Regions from separate parts of the Mus musculus genome. Here all the other regions are linked to region 3. Evidence: chromatin loops called from intact Hi-C (ENCODE). Cell type or tissue: heart. All regions are shown on one strand. Links, peaks and the distances in the headings refer to the core of each region. The heading gives the core; the rest is flanking DNA.

Region 1 (7,595 bases), core at 1,045-6,044, 62 kb after region 3:
ATGCAGGTACAGCCAGACCAGGCCAGGAAGTGGGGGGAATAGTAGCCAAGGGTCTGGCTATGGCCATCTGAGCCTCACAATGACTTCTTTCCTTCCTTCCCTCCTTCCTTCCTTCCAAGATTTTTTTTAAAGATATTTATTTATTTATATGTAAGTACACTGTTGCTATCTTCAGACAATCCAGAAGAGGGCGTCAGATCTCCTTATAGGTGGTTGTGAGCCACCATGTGGTTGCTGGGGTTTGAACTCAGGACCTTCAGAAAAGCAGCCGATGCTCTTTAACTGCTGAGCCATCTCTCCAGCCCTCACGATAATGTTTCTGTGAGCGTGCATGTATGCAGTCATGTGAGTACCTGTGTGTGTGCAAAGGTGTGCGTGCATGTGTATGTACACGGCCATGGAGGCGAGGGGACAAGCTTAGGCGACATTCCTCAGGCATTCTTCATCTTTGCTTTTAAGACAAGAACTCCCACTGGCCTGGATCTCACTCAGTAGCCTAGGCTAGCCAGCCAGCCAGTCCCAGAGACCCAACTGTCCCTACTTCCCTAGCACTAACATCACACATGTGTGACAGCGTGCCTAGCTTTACATGGGTTTGGGGGATCAAACACAGCTCCTGGTGCTTCTTTGGCAAGCACTTTATTAATGGAGCCATCTCCCTGGCCCATCATGGTGACCTACTTAAACAATGCTGTCTGTCGGACACACGCCTGCCATGGGCAGTGGACCACATCTACTCAGCAAATATACATGTGTGTGTCTGGAAGGGAACCCTGTACTTTAGTTGCCCATGGTCTGGCCCACATACTTTATAGAACTAGTTCTCTAGAGAACTTATTTAGGCTTGTGGTTTTAGGAGATTTTCATCCACCATGCTAGAAAGGACATGGTAGAGAGAGACTGGGTCTGTGGCATCAGTATAATGCAGCAGAATATGTCATGGAAACCATTCACCTCATAACCGACCAGGAGGCAGAGACCATGCCAGAACCAGGTACTAAGTTATGGCCTTCAAAGACATACCCTGAGTAAACAGCTTCTACCATGCATGCTCAAGCTCCCCAAACTCTCCCAGCCTCCTATTATAGTGCCATCAGCTGGAGGGGATGAACATTCAAAACATGAGCCTGTTGGGGGCTGCAGGGGGTGGGGGTGGGGGGTGGAGCATTTCAGATTCAAACCAGAACAAGAAAGTAGGATTCTAAGAAACAGAAGTCTGATATGCCATCAGAAACCACATGTGCATGCCAAGTCTTTTTATCATGTCACCACCGGCTATTGCACATCCCTTATCATCACCAGACATTTCTCTGTTCACCTTCTAGCTGCCCGAAGGGGAAGCAACTTCCAGCACTCTGGGGCCATCCAGCATTAGGTGGCAAAGATGAGGAACAAACTCTGAAAGGAAGATTGTTGGAAGCCGTGTGCTAGAACGTTAAGCATTTTAAGATGCTTAAAGTTCACTGATTTAATCGCCATTAGGAAGGACCAGAGAAGATTCAAGATCGAAGACGTGATGGTTGGCAAGGGCTGCTGGGACAAAGTACCACAGCCTCACAGTGCTAGAACCTGGAGATCTAAGAGTCAATGTGGGCCCGTCAAATTCTTCTTGGGAGATATGAAAGGAAAACCATCCTATGCCTCTCCCCAGCTTCTGGAAAGGTTTTTCACTTTTTTATTTTTCTCGTGGAATTGAAAGCAGGACTTTGTGCCTGCTGAAGCAAACGCTCTACAGCTAAGCCACACCCTTATAGCTAAGCCACATCCCCAGCTTTACAGCAAAGCCACACCCCAGCTCTACAGCTAAGCCACACCCAAGCTCTATAGCTAAGCCACACCCCCTATAGCTAAGCCACACCCCCAGCTTTACAGCAAAGTCACACCCCAGCTCTACAGCTAAGCCACACCCTATAGCTAAGCCACACCCAAGCTCTATAGCTAAGCCACACCCCCATAGCTAAGCCACACCCAAGCTCTATAGCTAAGCCACACCCCCATAGCTAAGCCACACGCCCAGCCCAACTCTTAAGTTTTTACACATTAGGTCAGGTGGTCTATCTCTTTCTGTGCCTAGTTGACTTTACTGGACCTACGGTCATGTCTGCTGTCCACATCGCCACACATGGCAGGAATTGCTACTTCTTTATGGCTGAATGCATTCTAGCCAGTATGTACGAGTCTTCTGGGCAAAGTCACTCGGAAGGCATGAAATAGGTGAGGGGAAAAGGTGCATGCAACAACGTACATGAGCCAATGTCACAAGCTAAGTCCTATTTCAGCAGCAGACAAGGTCAGCTAGTTGAAGAAGCACAGAGGACCTGAGGCAGGGGATAAGTGCATTCCATCTTGAAGAGGAGGAGGAAGAGGACGAGGAGGAGGAGGAGGAGGGGGAGGAATATACAGAAACATGGTAGGCCCTTGTATCTGAACTTGATTTCTGCAGTTTCAATATTCATGGCTAACCACAGTCCAAAGATATTACATGGAAAATTCCAGAAATAAACAATTTATGTGAGTTTTAAATTGTGTGCTATGACGAAATCTCACAGCATCCCACTCCATCCCACCCAGGATGTGAGTCACGCCTTTGTCCAGCATATCCACTCTGACTCTGCCACCTGCACCTGTTAGTCACTTGGAGGAAGGGGGCGGGGGGACGGGGCTCAAGTCCCCACCCCCTCACTGTTTTTGGTCTCATTGGTCGTCCACCAAATAAGGATATTGAGAACGATTCTAAAAAGGAAATGGAAGTTTCCAAATGCCATAGCAACACGCAGCCTTCCTCAGAGATGCCAAGAGAGGCAGTGTCTGCTGCCTCCCTGAATGCTGTTCATATTTGGCTGTGATGTTCAACACATCCTCGGGCGATTACGGGCAAAGACAGTGACTTCTGATACTAAACTGCCCTGGAATATACAATCTGTCAGTGCAACCATGGGAGGTGATGGCATCTACCTAGGGTTGGACATGAGAGCCTGGTTGTCCCTCTGATAGGCTCTGGGCACCAAGCTCCCCGCCTGTGGAGAGTGAGCCAAAGTCTCTCTACAGCAGGGCTAATTTTAAATGCTGGGATACAAGGCCTGGTGGAGTGATTCCTTCTGACCTTGGAGAGTCAAACATCGGGGCAACTGGGGGCAACTTGGACCAAACTGTAAGCAAAAAAAGGAATTGCCTGGGGAATCAACAAGACATTCCTCAGCCTACAGTGAGCTTATGTCCTACCCCAGAAAATCATTTATAAACAAAATAGCCTCCTAAGCCCTGAAGTGCACCATTTAGGGTACCTAGCCTAGAAAACATTCTAGCTTAGACCCTGAAAAGATGATCCTGCAGAGTTAAGGTTGTGGGGTTGACCAGGAGCTTTGTTTGTTTGCTACCATGGCTCAGCATCACAAGAGAGACTCGGAGCACTTAACACTACCTGGAGAAGACTACACACCATGATTGTAAGGATGCTTCTTACGAAATGCATACTGCCTTCCTACATAGTAAAGCTTTTAAAAAAAAATCACTAGGTAGAACCATTAAGCCAGACTATCTGTATTGAGACTTGGTTTCTTGTGGTCCACAAAAAATAATATGAGAGCTGGAATGATTGTCAACAGTCCTTGCCACTCTGGGCTCAAATCCCCATCCCCCAACAGAATTCCCATGAGTCCCTAGAGCATTGCTGAGCAACTCTATGGTGAAGTCAAAAGTCATGGCTACTACCTGAAGTATGCTTAACAGAGAGACACTTACACTTGCTCCTTCATGGTCTTGCAGAAATAACACTTCCCAATGTACATAAGGCTGAACTCTGAAGCATTCATAGTTATGGGGCTGCTAAACAATCCTCCAGCGACCCCCAGAGTGAAGCAGAAGGGCAGGCAGGCAGGTGTATGTGTGTCTGTGTGTGTGTGTGTGTGTGCGCATGTATATACACATATCCTGCCACCACTACCACCCTCTAAGCAATTCTGTTCCAGACACCTCCCTCCATGTTCTAGAATGCCCAGCTGGGCCATGATTTCCTTACTGACGTCAGTTCCAGGTGTTTCCCCACCCAGTTTTCAAAAGTGCTGGGGAACCGAACCCAGAGCTTCATGCGTTCTAGGCAAGGGCTCTACCAACAGAGCTCTAGCTCCAGCCCCACAGTCCTAACCCCTAACAAAGCCGACATTCCTATTAGAGCAGGCAGTGACTAAGAATCCACTCGCAACCACTCACAGGATGGCTCAGTTCTCCCAGCTCTTACACGTGACCAGGAGTGTGGAGGACTCTCTACCCAGTTGGTTTGTCACAGATCCAACTCTCATATTACAGACTTGTTTCCTGGAGCTGTTATTGTGGGTCTGTTCTGCTTGAACCATCCCTGGAGTCCTGACTCCCTAATGGAAAGTAAGTGTCCAGCAGACCACTTTTTTCAGGATTTAAGCACAGGGGGCTCGGCCTATTGGTTAGCAAAGGGAACTGTGCACCAGTAGCCAGGTCTCACACCTACAAGCAGACCTGTGCAAGCCACATGGGTGAATCCCTAATCCCAAGACGGGTAGTCATCTTGCCACAGCTTGACATTGTCGGACCTGTGGCTGGTCCAATCTGATGTGAGGCTGTGATGACCACACTTGGGGACCACCTGTGGCAATCCTGGACAGATTGTTAATAGTAAAGTTTCTCAGAAACGGGAGTTGGGGAGGGGGGAAGGAGGGCTTGAAATAAGTTCAGGGTCATTCCCCTGGGAACACAAATGAGGAACAAAAATGAGGTTTAATCTAATGTTCAAAATCTCCTTTGCCGGATGCTCCTAACCCTAGACATGGGAAGGGCTTTGTGTGTACATGTTTGTATATGTGTGTGCTGTATCTATGTGTAAACACATGTATGTGCATATAGAGGCCAGAGGATAATGTTGCGATCTCTCTGTCTATCATCCTCGACCTTATTACTTGAGAGGAGTCACTTACAGACCCTGGAGCTCACTTGTTTTGACTAGACCAACTAACTAGTACATTCTAACTAGTTTTCCTGTCTCTACCCCAATTCCATGAGATCTGAACTGGGGCTCTTGTGCTTGAGTAGCAGGCTATTTACTCACTGAGCCACCTCGCCAACCTTAGAAGGGATGTTGATGCTGGCTGGGCCCTCGGCATGACCCACAGGTCTAGAAGGAAGGGAATGGACACATAGTCCGGGAGAAGCCTGGTTGAGGCAATATCCTGGCTTGACTACCTGGGCCTGGTGAGGTCAAGGAGAAGGGCTGGGAGGTCAGCGATGAGGAACAAGAGGTCAGAAAGATCAGGGACTCTATCAAGGTCAGTCCATCCCGAAAAACAAGGAGTCCCCAGGAGGTGGCTTGGCGCTTAATGTGAGAAGACCTCCTAGGTGCTTAAGGGGTGAAGACCAGAGAAGGACAGAAAACTTCCTGAACATTCTATGTCCTGTGGAAAACTTCCTGAACATTCTATGTCCTGTGGAAAACGATACGCTGCCTCCTCCCATCGGAGTTCACCTCCAATTTTGTGAGTGTGGGTTTGCATCAAAACTACCAAAGGGGGCAGGGGAAATACTCCATTTCCAGGGAACTTTCTGTTGCCTTTGTAAAATGCAGGTTAAGGAGAAGGAACTGTCTGTTCCCCTGAGGATGTTTCAAAGACTGCTTTGATTGGTCCAGAGCCACAGGGTGCAGACAGCCTCTCCGCCCCCCCATCACTGCCTAGCAGTGTATCTGCTTTCACTCAGCTCCATGCATCTCAGACCCAGAGACGTTATCTTTGCTCTTTTGTAGTCACCTCAGCATCGAACAAAGTGGTTCATGCATAGCAAAGCTTGAATAAATGTTTATTAGATGAATGGGACCGGCTACAAAGGTAATTTTTTTTTCACTATTCAAAATACAATGGGTCCTTGCAGATTCCCCGCAGGGACAATTATTGAATCATTTGAAGATATGCAGATCAGAAATACAGGCAGTAGTGTCCTTTCTTCTTTCAAAGCATATTTGTTCGGGTTTCCTCAATCATAGTATGTTTTTATAACTTCAAAAGGACAGGCAAACTAGTAGCGATGGAAATAACATCCAGGCAATGTGGCGCTTGCCTGCAATCCTGCAGTTGAAAGACAGAAGCAGGAGGAACATGAATTCAAGGCCAGGCAGCCTGAGTGCCACAGTGAGAATCTATACCAGCGTTTCTCAACCTGTGGGTCCGACCCCTTTGAGGGGGGTCAAAGATCATAAAACACAGATACTTACACGATGATTCGTAACAGTAGCAAAAGTTACAGTTATGAAGTAGTCATGAAAAATCACTTTATGTTTGGGAGTCACCACAACTGTATTAAAGGATTGCAGCATTTAGGAACATTGAGAACCACTGCCCTAAACCAAAGAGTCAAAATAAAGCAACAGCAACAGCAACAACAACAGCAGCAGCAGCAGCAACTTAGATTTAGGGGAGAGCTATATTAAGCCAAATGTTAAAGAATAAACACATGCACACATATGCACATGCATGCATGCATGCATGAACACACACTAATCTGAAGTTGAAAGTCAATCACTTTCTTTTTAATCTGCCCATTTGCTGATCTGGAAGTGAGGCAGGCACACTGCACAAAAACATGCAGCCATCCATCCCTGGCCATCCGATCCTGCAACCTACATTCGTATGATCTCACAGAAAAAGAGCACAAAGCTACATCTGTCCTCACGACGGGCTGAGCTGTGCCTCTCCAAAAGCTACAGACACCCTTCGCCCCTGACATCTGTGAAGGCTACCTTGATGAAATTCAAGTTGTCCCAGCCAGAACGGCTAAGATCAGGATCACACTGACAATAAGTGACCGTGAGGCTCTGGGAAAGAGGAACCGGATTCAAGACTGTTGGGAGAGAGACTACTGCAGTCATTGTGGAAACCACTAAAGGGGTTCCTCAAAAGTCTCAAATAGAACTACTACGTGGGTCGGCTAGACCAAGCCTGGGCATATATCCAGAGGACGCTAAATCAGCCACCACAGAGATACTTGGGTAACTATGTTTATTGCTGGTCTGATCACAATAAGAGAGGCCCGGAACCAGTCTGATCAAACAGACGTATACACAAAGGAAAACACGAGTTAACTTTAAAATAGTGGCTGGGAGTGGCGGTGCACACCTTTGATCCCAACATTCAGGGAGGCAGAGGCAGGCAGACCTCTGGGAGTTAGAGCCAGCCTGGTCTATATAGTGATTTCCAGACTAGCTAGAGTTATACAGTGAGACCCTGTCTTTAAAAAAAAAAAAATTAAAGAAAAGGAAATAAACAAAGAAAATTACAATTACAGCTGGGCGTGGTGGCACACACCTTTAATCCCAGCACTCGGGAGGCAGAGGCAGGTGGATTTCTGAATTCAAGGCCAGCCTGGTCTACAAAGTGAGCTCCAGGACAGCCAGGGCTATACAGAGAAAACCTGTCTCGAAAAACAAAAAACAAAAAGCAAATCAAAAAAAAAAATTAAAATTACAACAGAGATAATGAGATACTAGTATTGTTCCAGGAGCATAAAGATAGTCCACAGACCCTCACAGTCCTGGAAAGAGACCACCACCAAACTCCTACTGTTCACCCATTAGCTAG
Region 2 (7,595 bases), core at 1,045-6,044, 120 kb after region 3:
GAGAATACCCAACCCAGAACATACACCCGTCATTTATCGGACCACAGAGGAAATCAAGACATTCCAGAGGAATGATGTCATTGATCTGTGTTCTTTCACCACAATACACTGGAAATAGAAACCAGAAATAGAAATGCATTCTTCTATCCCATAACTCTGACAACTAAAAATACCCCCTAAATAGTCTCTATACTAAAAAGAAAACTATGATGAAAAAGAAATATTTAGAATGGAATGCAATGAAATCATGCATTACAAAAATATACATGGGTTAGCTAAAAATTGTACCCAATGAGCAATGTAGGTCTTAAGAACATTCTGTAGATACAAAATACATTTTAAACTTAATGAGTTAAGCATTCATATAACTCAGAAGGAGAAAATTACACACACACACCCAATTTAGATGAATAGAGAAATAAACATAAACACTAAAATAATAGAATAAAACCCAAGAATATAAAAATTATCAATAATAGTAAAATATTGTTATTAATTAAGGGACTAGTGAGGTGGCTCAGTGGGTGGAAGTGATTGGTGGTCAATCTGGGCCAACTGAATTGGTCCTCTGAATTTACATAAATACAGGAGAGAATGGACCCCCAAAAGTTGTCCTCTGACCTATACACACATACACACACTCATGCACACACTATGATATGCTCCTAACACATACTTACACAATAATAATACACAAAAGTAAATTTAAAATAAAATAAATTGCCATTAGGTAAAATAGACAAATCTCTGAAGAAAGGCAAAACAAAAAAACCTCAGGATTGAAATATGGTAAAGTCTGTCTATTATATAGTTTCGAAACTTTAATTAAATAGACTTTATAGAACTATATAAGTTATATTGACCCCAGGAAGAAGAATCAGAAAGTTTGTATGTGACAGTGATTATTAAAATAATCTGATGGCCAGTCAAATGTCTTCAAGAAAGGAAAAAAAATTTATATATACTTACCCCAAGACAGGGTTTCTCTGTGTAACCCTGGCTATCTCAGAACTCGCTCTAGAGGCCAAGCTGGCCTTGAACTCAGAGATTTGCTGCATGTGGCTGACAACTACCTGTGACTCAATTCCAAGGGTTATAACCACCTCTTTTGGCCTCCATAGGCACCAGGCATACATATAGCATAAAAAATCTTCAGAAAAAAAAATATATATGGGGATGGAGAGATGGTTCAGTGGTTAGAAGCACTGACTGCTCTTCCAGAAGTCCTGAGTTCAATTCCCAGCAACCACATGGTGGCTTACAACCATCTGCAATGGGATCTGATGCCCTCTTCTGGCATGTCTGAAGATAGCTACAGTGTACTCATATGCATAAAATAAACTAAATAAAAAAAAACATATTCAACAAATCTAAACTAGAAAACTTAACTTGATATTTGATATTTGATAACTCTGTAGCTCCTGGTGAAAGTGCAAACACACTTGATGAAAATCAGGATACACACACTCCCTTACACACACTCCCTCCTGCTACCTGTTAGCTCTTGGGTTCCACACAGGTCAGGACACACAGGTCCTGACCCCAAATTCCAGCTTCTGGAGACAAAGAGGAAAGGGGATAGATCGAGCAGAGATCTTGCAGGTGAGAACTTTATAGTAAGGGACTCCTGAAGGCTATCGACAGTGTGGGGCACTGAAGAGAGAGACTCCTTTCCCACCAAACAAAGCAAGATGTCCATTCTTAAAGGCTTCCAAGGGTAAAGTGGGCCGAAGGCTTAGCTGATTGGTGGCCTACTCTATTGTACTTGCAATCACCTTACCTCTGATTCCCCAGGGGCAGGGGTACACATAATAAATAAATACATCTTAAAAAAAAAAAAAAAGGAATGTCAGTTGTGTCCATGAGGAAGGGTGGGCTTGGAAGGCAGAGCAGGTAGGGGTGGGGGTCACCACTTTCTACCAGGGTGGATTTTAAGTGTCACTAGTCTTTGGTTATCATCCTTTCCTTTGAAATGTGGGATGGGTTTCCCGCCCACTGAGTGTGGCTAGACTTGGTGACTCACTAAGGAGTAGAAAGATGTGTGTGACTTTGGAAGCTATGTCATAAAAGGAACTGCAGCTTCCTGCTTGCTTTCGCCTATACACTTATCTTGGATCAGGGAAGCCAGCTACCCAAGTCGTGAGAACTTGGGGCAGCCTGGTGGAGGGCTACTGGGGAGAAAATAGAGGGGCTTCTAGCCAACTGCCTTGTGTGCACCTTCTTTGAAATACACTTCCTATAGACCTCAGATGTGTCTCAGTCCTCTTAAGCCGCTGAAAAGATGCCACAGCCCCAATGGCTGAACAGCACACACTTCTCAGAGCTCAGGAGGTGGAAGGTCTGGGATTGAGTGCTGCTGGATCCCATGTCTGATGAGGACCCGTTTTCTGATGTGGCCTGGGGGGAAGTGATCTCTTCCTGTCCTTCTGAGGGCTTTAAACCCATCACATGGCTCATTCCCATGATGCCATCTACACCTAAATACTTCCCAAAGGTCTTACTTCCAAACACCACCATGCTTCAGATTAGATCTTCAATCCCCCACTCCAGGGGTGGGGTTGTGTGTGGGAGGATTCGATCTGTAGAGGATAATTGACATATCATGAACAACTTTTACCTGTGGGAGAGAAGCTAGACTGACTCCAGAATCTTGACCCCAAGAACCTACGGGGTAGTAAATGTGACTCTAAGCTGTTAAATGTTGGAGGCCATGTTTTGTGCAGCAGTGGGTAACTGAAATATTCTAGTAGCAGGAAGCATTTGTGAACCCCAAGAGACCAATCAGGAATCCATCTGATGCACGAGGGTCTTTATTCACAAGCTCCGGTTTAAGCTTAACTCACCACCAATCCACAGGATGGTTCTGGTGGAGAAAAACCCCATGAACACTCATTGGGACAGGCTTCATAGAAAATGGCAAGGGATGGGGTGAGTGTTTCTAGCCCGGCAAGCATCTAATTGGGGTGGTACTGTGGCCTTTAGTATAATTAGCTGGTGCTGGGAGACAAACCATAAACTTAACTTCTGCTTTTCTCCTGATTGGTTGTTGTTAGGCAGGGGTGGGCGTATAACCTGGGGGTACAGATTTGTTAGGGGAGACCGGTGCTAGATGCAGATATTTGGGAGGGGGGGTAACCTGGAAACTGGTGCTAGACACTGGATTGTGGGGGTTCAGGGGGGTGTAACCTGGAAACTGGCAATAGGAACCGGCCTGTTCAAACTTGGATCAGGTTCTCTAAGATAGAGTCTCAGTCCAAAAAGATTTGGTCTCACAATACGACTTCATACCTCTATAAAGAACTTCAGACTTTTTTAAAAGATAAAATGAGCAAACATGAGAAATGCTTTAAACCTGAGACATGCATATTTTTGTAGAGGAATTTTAATCCAGCAACATGGTTGCTGGAATACAGACATGCCCTTAGTACACACCTTTAACTCCCTAACGATGTAGGTTAACGTTACTTTCTAGAAGGAAGCAGCCATATTGGATAATGATGTCTAATTGAGGAACAAAGTGATGAATCAGGGAAAGATTTGACAGAATGAATCAGAGATAGGATATGCCCAACTTTCAGGAGAACAGGACAGGAAAGAGAATCTATTTAAGAGCAGTTCAGGGAGAGAGAGTGGGGGCAGTTCTGTCCAGTCAGTTGGGAGTTGGTGTAGTGAGTGCAATGCAGTGGAGTTGAGTTCAACCGTTCTTGCAGTTCAGTGCAGGTCAGCAGAGGCAGTTGAAGCCAGAGGATAAAAAGGAGCCAGAAGATTAGAACAAATTGCCAGTTAGTTTGAGGCCAAACAGAGAAATTCAGTGAGAAGCTGAGAGAAGCAAGATTGAATCAGTCAGCTTGGAGAGAAGTTTGAGCCAGAGCAGCTGAGTTGAACCAGCCAGCCAGAGTTCAGAAAGAACTAGAAAGGGTGAGCTTATTCAGCAGTAAGCCTCGGAGATGACAAGTACATCTGGTGAATATAAGTTGTATTTATGGGCTGGTGAGTTGGCTCAGTGGTTAAGAGCACCAGTTGCTCTTCCAGAGGTCCTGAGTTCAATTCCAAGCAACCACATTGTGGCTTACAGACATCTATGAGGGGATCTGATGCCCTCTTCTGGCCTGCAGATGTATATGCAGCAGAGCACTCACATAAAAATTTTTTTTTAAAAAAAAAGCCAAAAAAAGTTACATTTACATATTTTATTAGACTTTCGTTGCTGTGACAAAATACCAGAGCTAACCAACTTAAAACAAGAAAGATGCATTTTGACTTAAGGTTTCAAAGGTTTTGGTTCAAGGTCCTTTGCTCTCATTGTTTTGGGCCTGAACTGGGGGTGTATCTCATTGTGGGAGCTGTGTAGCATAGATGTTTATCTTCTAGTGGGCAGGGAAGAGAGAGGTGGAGGGAAGCTAGGGACAAACTATACTCTTCAAAGACACAGTCTAGGTGACCTTCCTCTAATCGGGGCCCACCATTAAAGGGCATATTGGGGTATGAGCTTGTCTGTGGGTTAGCACCACAGTGACTGGACCGTGAGGGCTCATTGGATGATGTATTCATGTGGCTAGAGTCCCGGAGAGACAATCACACCCACCTCTGAAGTTTGTTACTGAATGTTCCTAGGATCTAATCTCTGCTGTATGTTGGGGGGGGGGGGTGCTACATTTTATACCCAACCCACAATACCATACCAAACCACATACCATAAAGTAACAGTTAACCATTTGAGGGGTGTCTTACTTAGGGTTTCATTGCTGTGAAGACACACCATGACCATGGCAACTCTTATAAAAACAATTAGTTAAGGCTGGATTACCATTTAGAAGTGTAACAAAGTTCTACTAGTCAGCATTTCCAGATGGTTAATGTGTTACTATTCATATTTTTAAAAAATCTCTCCCCAAATGTGTCCACTATCCAAAATTCAGGAAGTAAAATACAAAGAAAATAAATATGCTTTATGGGTTCCACCATAATTGACATTTTTTGTGTACCTACTCCTAAACTCTTCTTCAATATACATGTAGGCATACTGTGTACACATATACTTCCTCTCTGTCTTTTTTTTTTCTTTCTGAGAATCTGACCATGTACCTGAGGCTAGCCTAAAACTCATGATCCTCTACTCCTTCCTGCTAAGATTGCAGTTATATGCCAATACATCCAACAACTCTTCACACTTTATAAATCCATCCTGTATTTTTGGGGAAGGGTCTCACTTTGTGGATCAGGTTGGCCTAGGTCTCGCTATGTGGGTCAAGTTGATCTCAAAATTATGGTCCTCCAGCATCAGCCTCCCAAGTGCTGAGATTTTAAAGCACACACCACAACACCCAGTTTCATCTTGCTTTTCTCAGGATACTTTGTTTGTTGTTATTGAGACAGAGTCTCCTGTAGCTTGGGCTAGCCTTGAACTTGCTTTTAGTTTAGGATGACCTTGAATTTTGGATCCTCCTGTTTCTAACTCCAGGTGCTAGAATTACAACTGTGTGCCACCACAGAGTATGCAGTGCTGATGATAAAATTCAGGACTTCATGCATGCTGGGCAAGCTCTTACCAACTGAGCTAGCCTTGGCTCCATTCTCATGATGCTATTAATAGGCCTCTATCCACATCAATATCATTCCAGACTAATGTTTCAGAAAATCTCTTGATTTAATATATTTAACAAGTCTCTTATTTTTTAACTTAAAAACATTTATTTGTGTGTATGTGTGTGGGTGAGGTGTGTGTGTTTGTATACGAATGTGGGTATCCAGGGAAGCCAGAAAAGACGACATATCCTCTGGAGCTAAAGTCACAGGCAGCTGTGGGTTGCCGAGTGTGGCCCAGGGAACTGAACTCTGGTTCTAAGCAAGAGCTTTCAGTGTTCTTAACACTGAACTATTTGTCCAGCCCCAGCCAATCCCTTGCTCAATGACTGTAATTTGTTTCCCGCTTTGTTAGTTTGGATTTTTAAAACTTTTTATTGATTCTTTGTGTTTCATATCATGCACCCCAGTCCATCCCATCTCCCCATTCCCTCATATCTGCCTTTCATCCTTGCAACCTCCCCCTCAAAGTAAAAATTACACAAACAACAACAGATCATAGAAAACATCTCAGTGTGGAAGCTGTAGTGTGTTACAGTGTGTCCCACAGTATACTCCTCGGTCCACACACCTTCACTTTCAGTTGTTCATCGCAATGAGTCATTGGTCTGGTTTGAGATCTCTGGCTTCTGGGACACCATCAGTATTGGATCCTCATCGAGACTCTTCCCAGTTATCCTGTTGTTGCCCTGTGTGATGGAGATCCTGCAGCTTTGGAACAGCAGGACTGGACCTTTCATATGTCCCAATCTTTTGCAGATGATACAGATTTGGGGTGGGCCGTCTCAGAGCTCTGGATCGGGACCTGGGTGGTAGCAGAGCTGATCCGTCCACCAGCTCTCCCTTATCAGCATTACCAGGGCAAGCACTCACTCTTCCTTCACAATGCTGCCATCAGCGGGAGGAAGGGTCAGTTCTCTCCCTCTCAAACCCTTAATGCTAGCTCACTCGAGCCTTTGCCATCAGAGCCAGCTACACTGTGTTGCCTAGGTCAGGTGCAGAGCCTGCTTTCCAGAGTGCTACACTTAGTGAGGGAACAGGGCTAGCTCTCCTCCTCTCATGCCCTCAGAGCCAGCTCTCTTGACTAGACCACCTACTAGAGGTGGCAAGAGGAGCACCACCCCACACCCATGCCAAGAGTGGGAGTGGGGGGGGCAGCTGTTCAGTCTCACCTGCACCCCCTTCACCAGGGCTAGCTCTACTGTGCTGCCCAGGTGAGGTGCAGGGCCCGCTCTCCTGAGTGTTGCAGTTGGCAGTTTGGCTTTTAAGAAACAGATATTGGAGATGGGTTGTTGTGGCAATCTCTAGGTTAGAATGGCAAGAAGCCCCAGAGGGTCTATGGAGGTGACTATAGCAAAGATTCCTAGCAGTGAGGGCTATGGATCCTGAAGAGGCCATTCCCTGTAGCCAGGCAAGACTCCTAGTGGAAGGATAAGGACAGCAGCTCACCCACAAAGCCTTCAACCCAAAATGTGTCCTGCCTACAAGACTTGCAGAGACAAAGAGAGATCAGAGTCTCAGGGAATGGCCAACCAATGACTGCCCTAAATTGAGACCCACCCCATGGGCAAGAACCAATCCCCAACACTATCAACGGTACTCTGTTATGCTTGTAGACAAGAACATAGCTGTCATCTGAGAGGATCCACTCAACCACCAATGGAAAGAGATGCAGAGACTCACACCCAAACAGTAGATGGAGCATGGGGACTCTTACAAAGGAGTTGGGAGAAAGAGGATAGGGACTCCATAAGAAGACAAATAGAGTCAACTAACTTGGTACCTAAAAAGCAAGCACAGGCTGGACCTAGAATGAATCCCTGCACGTATGTTGCAGATGAGCAGCTTGGTCTTCATGCGGGTCCCCCAAACAACTGGAGCAGGGGCTCTCCCTGAGTCTGTTGCCTACCTGTGAATCCCATATCCCTAAGTGGACAGCCTTCTTTGGCCTCAGTGGGAGATGATATGGGAGGGATAGGAGGATGGGATGGGGGAGGGTGATACCCAGAGAG
Region 3 (7,595 bases), core at 1,370-6,369:
TGGCACTGTACCTTGAGTGCTGACGAGACCTGACCCAGAGATGTGCTGCCAGGAAAACTAAGATGCAACTTTACCACTGAGAATAAGTCTTAGAGGAACTGACAGTGACCACAGAGGAGTCCTAGACTCTTAACTTGGCAGATAAACCCAGGGCATTCCCATACATGTGTGTGTGTATGTATCTATACACACACACACACACATATTATATATATATATACCTGCTTTAAAATCTCTGGGAACCCTGGCTTTTAGTAGAGACCATCAGCAGTACTTATAAAAGGATGGGAGCGAGCAAGGTGAGGGGAAACTGACTGGAAAGGCTCCTAACAGCCTCTGTAGGCTGGGTTATTGCCAGGACTTACTTAGATCCAAGTTGTTCTGCAGAATGTTGTCAAGAGCTTGGGGCTTCAGCCTCACACTGCTCCAGCCAATCAAGAATGTGCACATGGAAAGGCAGGAGCTGAAGGAGCATGAAAGAAGCCCCTAGCCCTGTGTGCCGCCATTTTTGCTTTCAGAGAACTGCCTCTCCATCTGTCCCACTCGATAGAACCTCAGTATCCTTACTGTTCTCTCATGCTTCTTCCAAAGAATACATATTCTTTCCATAGCCCCCAGCCTCAAATGGGAGTTTTTGTATAAACCCTGCATGTGCATCACAGAGCTCCAAGGCCTCTAAAAGGAAAGCTCTCAAATATCCTGGAGAGAGTAGAGAACCCAGAAATGGAATGCCCACGCATATCTACTTAGGTAAATGACTTAGAAAAATGAATTTCATAGAGCCACCCACCATGCCCCCCAATTTCATCCCTAATCACAGCTTTTTTGGGGTAGCTGGGATGGGGGAATTACTGACTCGGGGAGCAATTTAGGAGAGCAGGGATCCCTAAAAACGTCTATGATGTGGCTATGTGAAGAGTGCTGTTCTGATCCAATAACTGCAAACCTGGAACACTATTCATGAGGGGTGGCAGCAAATCAAAGCCTCGGAAGGTTTCAGTTGACTGACTTTACCACGTTGTATGATGGTGGGGGGGGGGCGAGGGGGGCTTCCTTAAAGGACAACACCTGCCTCTTTACACTAGCGAAGGACCATGATTCTGCTGGTGTGTGTGGCCTCCAATATGACTGTCTCTGAATTACCAGGGCCCCAGGGAGGAACGCTGACTGGACTCAGGCCGACTACTTAGAGTCTACATAGCCAGCTTCAAAACTGCCTGGTGAGGGTTGGCAAAGCCAGCCAAGGAAAAGGCAACACTCCCATTTTCAAAATGTATGTGACTTGCTCTTTCTCTCAAGACCAGACTCGAATGTTTTAGTGATACTTGAGGAGAGCAAACATTTACAAAGGCGTGTCTACCTATGTGACAATAGGCGTTGTCTCTGTCTGTCTGTCTGTCTGTCAGTTAGTACTTGGTCATCTCTAGTTTTAAATTGGGGGGGGGGACTAGGCAAACAGGAGGGGAAGAAAAAGATAGCTTTGTTTGTTTTTTCCAACTTGAACCTTCTCTACCTATGTACAGACCTCTCCAGGCTCTGTATCCCTGTTTTAGAAACACTGAGGGCTATGTGCCCTGTTGGCTTTTTGTTTTAATACCTATTCAGAAGTTTCCAGCTGTCAGAATCCTGAGAGCCAAGGCCAAAGGCAAGGAAAAGAGCCTTGAGTCTTCTTAAAGGGAAAGGGACTCTATGGGGTGAAGCCACAGGCTTCTTGTTTAAGTCTACAAAGCTGGCCGTCCTAAATGTCTTTCTTCAGCTTGGCAGTTGGAGCTTACAGCGACTCTGGGGCTGGCCTCATGTTTCCTTCTTTTGGGGCGCTCATATTGCTACACCCAGGGTTGCAGGCGCCCCACCCAGGCAGGCAGCTGCAGTTTTAAGCCCATGCCACATGTAGCGGTTCTCAGCGCTGCCTAGAGAGCCTCTTGGCAGAACTGTTGATCCACAGCCACCCCTGCTGAAGGAGGACTCTGAAGTAGCTCATTGTAGCTTGTTTGCCATCTTGGTCAGCTCAGAGGCACAGCTTGCCGCCTCCATGGCTGCCCGTTACTCTATACTGCACTAACAGCAACGAGCCAGGTAGGTATCTAATGCTTCCTAGAAGACAGCAACCAAGGGAGTGGTGCACTTTTCCTGCAGGTTCCTAAAGCAAAACACACAGTGGCTTCCCGGAATTACAACTTTCTCAAAGGCTCGCCCTTCCCACCCCCACCCTCACCTCCCTCCACCAAAAACCAAACCAAAAACCCTATGTAGGCATTTGATGAAATGCCCTCTCCTGCCAGTGGGGGGCGCTGACAGAGAGCCTAGCTCTGGCTGAGCTCCTCATTTGATACACAGCCTTGGCTTGCAAAGAAGGCCAAGGTCTGTGGATGGATGAGGTAGGGCAAGGGGCAGCCCCTCCTTGCTTCTCACAGTAATGGACTGCAAAGGTGCTAGTTAAACATACTTCCTCTCATCAGATACCCAATTAAGATGGCACGCCTTTCTGAATATGACATCGGCCCACCACCATCACCTGTGACTTGGGCCCTCTACTTAGGACGGGGACCACCCTACATGCTGTGCATTCATGCTGCCCCTTCCATAATCCCCACCCACGGCCACCCACGGCCACCCACTCCACAGTGCATTTCCTCCTAACTGGCCCCACGCAGCAAACAGGTCAAGTCCACCAGGTCCCAGTGCTAACAGTAAAGGGACATCCTGCTTCTGCGCATGGCCTCACTGATCAGGTAGGCAGGGCTCAGCTCTGGCTCCTCGGTCATGATGGCGATGTTCTGCCACTCTCCAGTCTGGCTGGACCTCTTGATGGTGTCTACCACGCAAAGAGCGTACAGGCAGTCGTCGAAGGTGGCAGCCATGGTAAGAGGCCGGCCGTCCCACGTGCGCCGGTCATCTTGATCCTGGAAGGCCTGGCGCACTGCCTGCATCATCTTCATGGTGCCCCGCAGGTAGGGCGAGGGGATGTCGCTGAATGCCTTCTCAGGCAGCAGGGAGTTGCTCACGGATGTAGTGTCCTGAAGCAGCAGCTCCTGCTCTGGGGCGCTATTGCGCTGTCCATAGAGGTCGGTGCCCACCGCCAGGAGCCGCCCAGCGGAACCCACCACGGTCACGTCCTGCTTGAACTCTCCAGGCACATTGAAGTTCAGGGTAACGGTGCAGCACACTCCACCCTCCAGCACCATCTGGAAGGTGCAGAAGTCATCACTGGTGATCTGACGGATGCCCTTGATGTGGTCCGTCTGCTTGACAAAGGTCTTGAGCAGCCCGTGGACCTTGACAGCCTTCTGGCCCGTGAGGAAGGTGAGCAGGTCAATGATGTAGGTGCCCACGGAGTGCAGGCCGCCACCACCCATCAGGTCGTCGCAGCTCCAGTTGTATTTCTTGCCCAGCAGACTACCGCTGTGCACCTGCACCTCGCACACCAGCAGCTCGCCCACGTAGCCCTCCTCAATCAGCTGCTTCATGCGTACGAAGGCTGGGAGGAAGCGCAGCACGTTGCCCATGATGCTCATGAGCTTCGGGTAGTAGTGGGCCGCTGACATCATGCGGAAGGCGTCCAGCGGCGTGGCGGTACGGTCACAGATGACATTCTTGCCTATTCCTGGAGAGAACAAGAACAGCAGATCAGTGGCCCTGTCTGGAGGGAGCCGCCGCTAGGGGGCGCTGCGGCCACCGAGGGAGTACCCGCTAGAGGAGCCCTCTCAATTCTCCAATTGGACAAGCTAGCCAAACAAATGTGACTGTTGCAAACTGCAGAAAGAAACACAACAGATACCCACATATATGCACACACCTAGTTGTAGCCCTTAGTGACAGCCTTAAGCATACAGAATGCCTGAATTTTCTTGCCAGTTCTGAAAGTTTGGCTGTCCCCGTCTCAGGACGGCACCGGCCTTTGTAACTCCTAGAACCCAAGTGAGGATGGAGGCTCTGGCGGAGGGATGAAGTAATGACGGTTTGTACCACTAGATGCCATGTACCCGTATCACACAGTGCTCTGACAACAGGTCCATGCTTGCCAAGGACAGATGCTCGTGCAAACAGATAATCCATACAAGGTTGAGTGACCAATACAGGCAGCATCTGCATTACACCTGTGGACTATGGGCTCTGGCTACACTCTATGCTATACCCTACCTCAGAAGCCCCCAAACAAACCATCTAACGGACATCTCTTCCGTTGTACTCTACTGGCCATGTGAATGAGGCTTTTCGATTTTTTTTTTAATTGTGAAAACTATGAAAGAAAGCCAATCCACTTCAGCACATACAGCCCAAATGAGCAGTGAAAGGGTGAGCTTTGTTAGCTCAGCAGACGAAAAGACTCTGGTGAATGCGCTGGGAAATGGAGGGTGAATAGGTACAGACTACTACCCCCATGCTGAAATCTGTGGATAGTGCCTTGTGGATACAATGTCTCTTCCTTTGGGGTTCTGATGCTTGCTGTGGTCTCAGAGCCTTGGGTTCTCATTCCTCAAGGATAAGAACTAAACGTTGTGAGTCTTAGGCCCACAGCCAGAGTCTCCTGCACATATGGATACCCAGTCCCAATCCCCTGCTTACAGCCTGTGATGCTTTGCAGATGGACTTGGGTAGCAGCCCTTGTATACTCTATCCTTGAATACCATAAGCAACCTCTAGAAATCAAAGAAAAAGGAATGTCCAACACACACAGTTCCTGCCCCAAGGGTGCTTTGTACATATTATTTAACATAAAAACCCTGGGAACTGTGTAGATGGCCAAGAATGGGCAAGAAAGAGTGTAATCTTCAAAGAGAAGAGTGAGCACTCCGGACACAGAAGCAGGCGAATCTCTGAGTTCGAGGCCACGCTCGCCTGCAGGGTGGGTTTCAGGACACCCAAGGCTACACAGAGAAATCCTGTCTGAAAACGAAACCAAACTAACAGTGAGTCATGACGGGAGATGGCACCCACAAAGACCATTCAACGACAAAAGCAAGATGACTGGGATGCAGTGGTACATGAACAGGCTATGACTTCATCTCTCCTTAAAGAGACAGAAACGAGCTGGAAGGGAAACTTCACGACTCTTAACTCTGGTTGGCCTCTCCTCCTCTTTCATAGTGCTAGGACCTGATGATCTTTTTTTTGTTTTTGTTTTTGTTTTTTCGAGACAGGGTTTCTCTGTATAGCCCTGGCTGTTTTGGAACTCACTTTGTAGACCAGGCTGGCCTCGAACTCAGAAATCCGCCTGCCTCCCAAGTTCTGGGATTAAAGGTGTGTGCCACCACCGTCTGGCTAGAGTCAGAAAATCTTAATGGGTCCTTTCTCACTGACATAAAGTACCCCCCAAAGACTTGTGTATGTGCCTTCTCCCTAGGGAAAAAATGGGAGAGCCTTCGCTGCTATTCCAGATCCTGGTGGTAAGTCTACCAGGTGAGGTGTGGTATAGCATCCTCATGGGAAATGTATCTTTCCTCAAAGGCAGAGGACCCCAAGCTTTGGGACTGCCGACAGTCTTCCAGAACATTTCCACTGCAGCAAACTCCGCAAAGGCCCTTGGAGCAACAACACATGGCTTCCCTCTTTCCACGTGGACACAGTAAAGGGCAAAGCAGATGAAAGGCAAACGAAGTGGCTGAGAGAAAGCATTTGTGTTTTTGCCAGTCCCAAACATTTCTTGAGCTCCAAGAGAGTGCTCCATCAGAGTTCTCCACTGTTAACAGCAATAGGAGCGGGCAGGCATTCTGCGAGTCCACGGCAGCTGTGACAGATACCAGCCACCAGGAGCCATCATGCTACAGCTCCAAATTCAGCAGACTCACTGAGGGACCTGTCCCCGTGCCCAGAAATGAATGTCTTGGGACATGGCCACATCTGTCCATGCAGTCCTGTGTGACCAAGATTGGATGGTAGAGAACACATTGAACTGTGCCGGGCTCCTTAACTGTCTTCTGCATGGACCGAGACCTTAAGCCAGACATGAGACCTCTGTAGCTAGATTAACTTTACTTTTAGGACCAAGACATTAACAAATAACGTGAGTGCTCCCTGGTTTTTAAGGAGAAAGATGGAACCTCCCCATCTATGCGTGGAGCTGAGGCTGGGAGACTGAGAGGCGGGCATGGAGCCTAATGGAAGATAAACATACTCTCAGCTGTGGGGGGAGGGCCTTCCTTCTTCCTCACAAGCAGCTTGATGCCCTCCTGAGGTCTCTCATGGGAAGTGGAAATGAGGTTTCTTCCATCCCACTGCGTGTGTTTTCTGTCACTGGGCTCAATGCCCATGGCCTTCACAAGGAATTAATGCTACAGGGGGAAGATTTTTCCAACCATGAGATACGAAAGCCCTTTTGTAAGCAGCTAGTTTCCACATTTCCTCCAAGCTCAGGGTCTCTCAAGTTGTGACTAAGTCCCAGTCAAGGTTTTGGCCTCCCAGAGACCAGAACTGTGGGACTGATTCTCCACGCAAATATTGCTTCTGCATCTTGGGAACCTAGGTGATAAGTTTCCCATGGACATACTAAGGAAAGATAATCACTCTCCGCTCTCCCAGGGAGCAGGCAGAAGGTGCGGCCACCCAGTAGCCAGGGCCATCCCAGGCAGAATCAGCCAGGATCTTCAAAGCATCCTTCCCTGCCGGCATTTTTCCAACTCTATACTCCTTATCTAATCAGGGTGGAATCTTCGAGACCGATGCCGGGTTCCCACACCTCCTCCTGACCACCCTATTTGTGCTGACAGCCCCTTATCCTCTGGAAGCTCCTGGGCAGCTGTGCCAGCAGACTGGCAAAACTCCCAAAAGGCCTTCTTCCATCAGATCCATCAGATAGGGTCCCCCTTGTCTGAGGATAAAAGAGAAACCCTTTCTGCAGCTAACTCCTCACCCTAACCTACACCCTGACCCTTGATCTTGTCCGCAGGTAACTCCTTAATAGTCTAACCCTCCAATGCTCCCAGACTCTGGGACTGACAAGATGCATAGGGGCCCCCAATCCAATTAGCAGAGGAAAAGAGCCAGGCTATGAGTGCTTGCTTACAGGATGCAGAGGTACAAACAATGCAATACAGCAGGAAGGAGGAGATGCCCAGCTGCTTAGAGCAAGTGGGAAAGCTCTGCTTAAGAGGTAACTTTTTAACTGGGTTCTGAAGCATGTATAGGAGTTTGCCTATTCAACATTCAGTTGATTTCCATTTAGAAATTGAGCTAAAACAAAGGTACTTACTTGAGATCTCAGAAGCCACCGACTATGGATGGTTTACAAAATATTATAAGTCTATTGTGAAGTGTGGATTTTTGGAATTAGGCTCATTAGATGCCTAAAAGAACCTACCATTCAAAAAAAAAAAAAAACTTAAGCTGTGAGTCTAGAGAAATGGTTCGGTGGTTAAGAAAAATGTACTGTTCTTCCAGAGGACCCGAGCTTGGTTCCTAGCACCCTCATCCTGTGGCTCACAACAGCCTTGTAGCTCCAGCCCCAGGGAGCCTGGTGCCTCTGGCTCCCATACACAGAGATACAAAGATTTTGCTCTTTGTCTGAGACAGAGTCTTACTATGTAGCTCCGGCTGGCCTTGAACTTAAAGAGATCCACCTGCTTCTGCCTCCTGAGTTTGGGGGACTAAAGGCGTGC

Evidence for each region. Hi-C counts contacts between places; a loop is a spot of excess contacts. Peaks named below come from ENCODE experiments on the same cell type or tissue, not always from the same donor. Only the 100,000 strongest peaks of a DNase experiment are listed, where the experiment ranks them.
Region 1: a loop joins it to region 3, with 3 times the contacts of the local background. A loop is called at or near these places in 5 of 42 quality-filtered maps.
Region 2: a loop joins it to region 3, with 4 times the contacts of the local background. A loop is called at or near these places in 16 of 42 quality-filtered maps.

The regions. Positions count from the first base shown.
Region 1 is chr13:43,259,619-43,267,213 of GRCm38, forward strand. All of the region lies in intron 1 of Gfod1 (glucose-fructose oxidoreductase domain containing 1), which reads right to left. It overlaps LOC115488162 (a long non-coding RNA gene), which reads right to left. Exons shown (of 2, transcript XR_003950633.1): 1 at 1-7,595. Among named protein-coding and RNA genes, the nearest start is that of Gfod1, 41 kb to the right of the region's middle. In heart, for the core only: no CTCF peak of the experiment used is centred there; a DNase peak (open chromatin) is centred at 3,033; H3K27ac peaks cover 1,861 bases.
Region 2 is chr13:43,317,561-43,325,155 of GRCm38, forward strand. It overlaps Gm52047 (a long non-coding RNA gene), which reads left to right. Exons shown (of 3, transcript XR_003950636.1): 3 at 1-167. Among named protein-coding and RNA genes, the nearest start is that of Gm52047, 16 kb to the left of the region's middle. In heart, for the core only: CTCF peaks have their summits at 1,298 (motif pointing left) and 4,107 (motif pointing left); no DNase peak of the experiment used is centred there.
Region 3 is chr13:43,197,641-43,205,235 of GRCm38, forward strand. It overlaps Gfod1 (glucose-fructose oxidoreductase domain containing 1), which reads right to left. Exons shown (of 2, transcript NM_001033399.4): 2 at 1-3,604. The coding sequence ends at 2,685. Among named protein-coding and RNA genes, the nearest start is that of Gm40929, 30 kb to the left of the region's middle. In heart, for the core only: CTCF peaks have their summits at 2,297 (motif pointing right), 3,651 (motif pointing right) and 5,749; DNase peaks (open chromatin) are centred at 3,423 and 5,821; H3K27ac peaks cover 1,473 bases; H3K27me3 peaks cover 108 bases.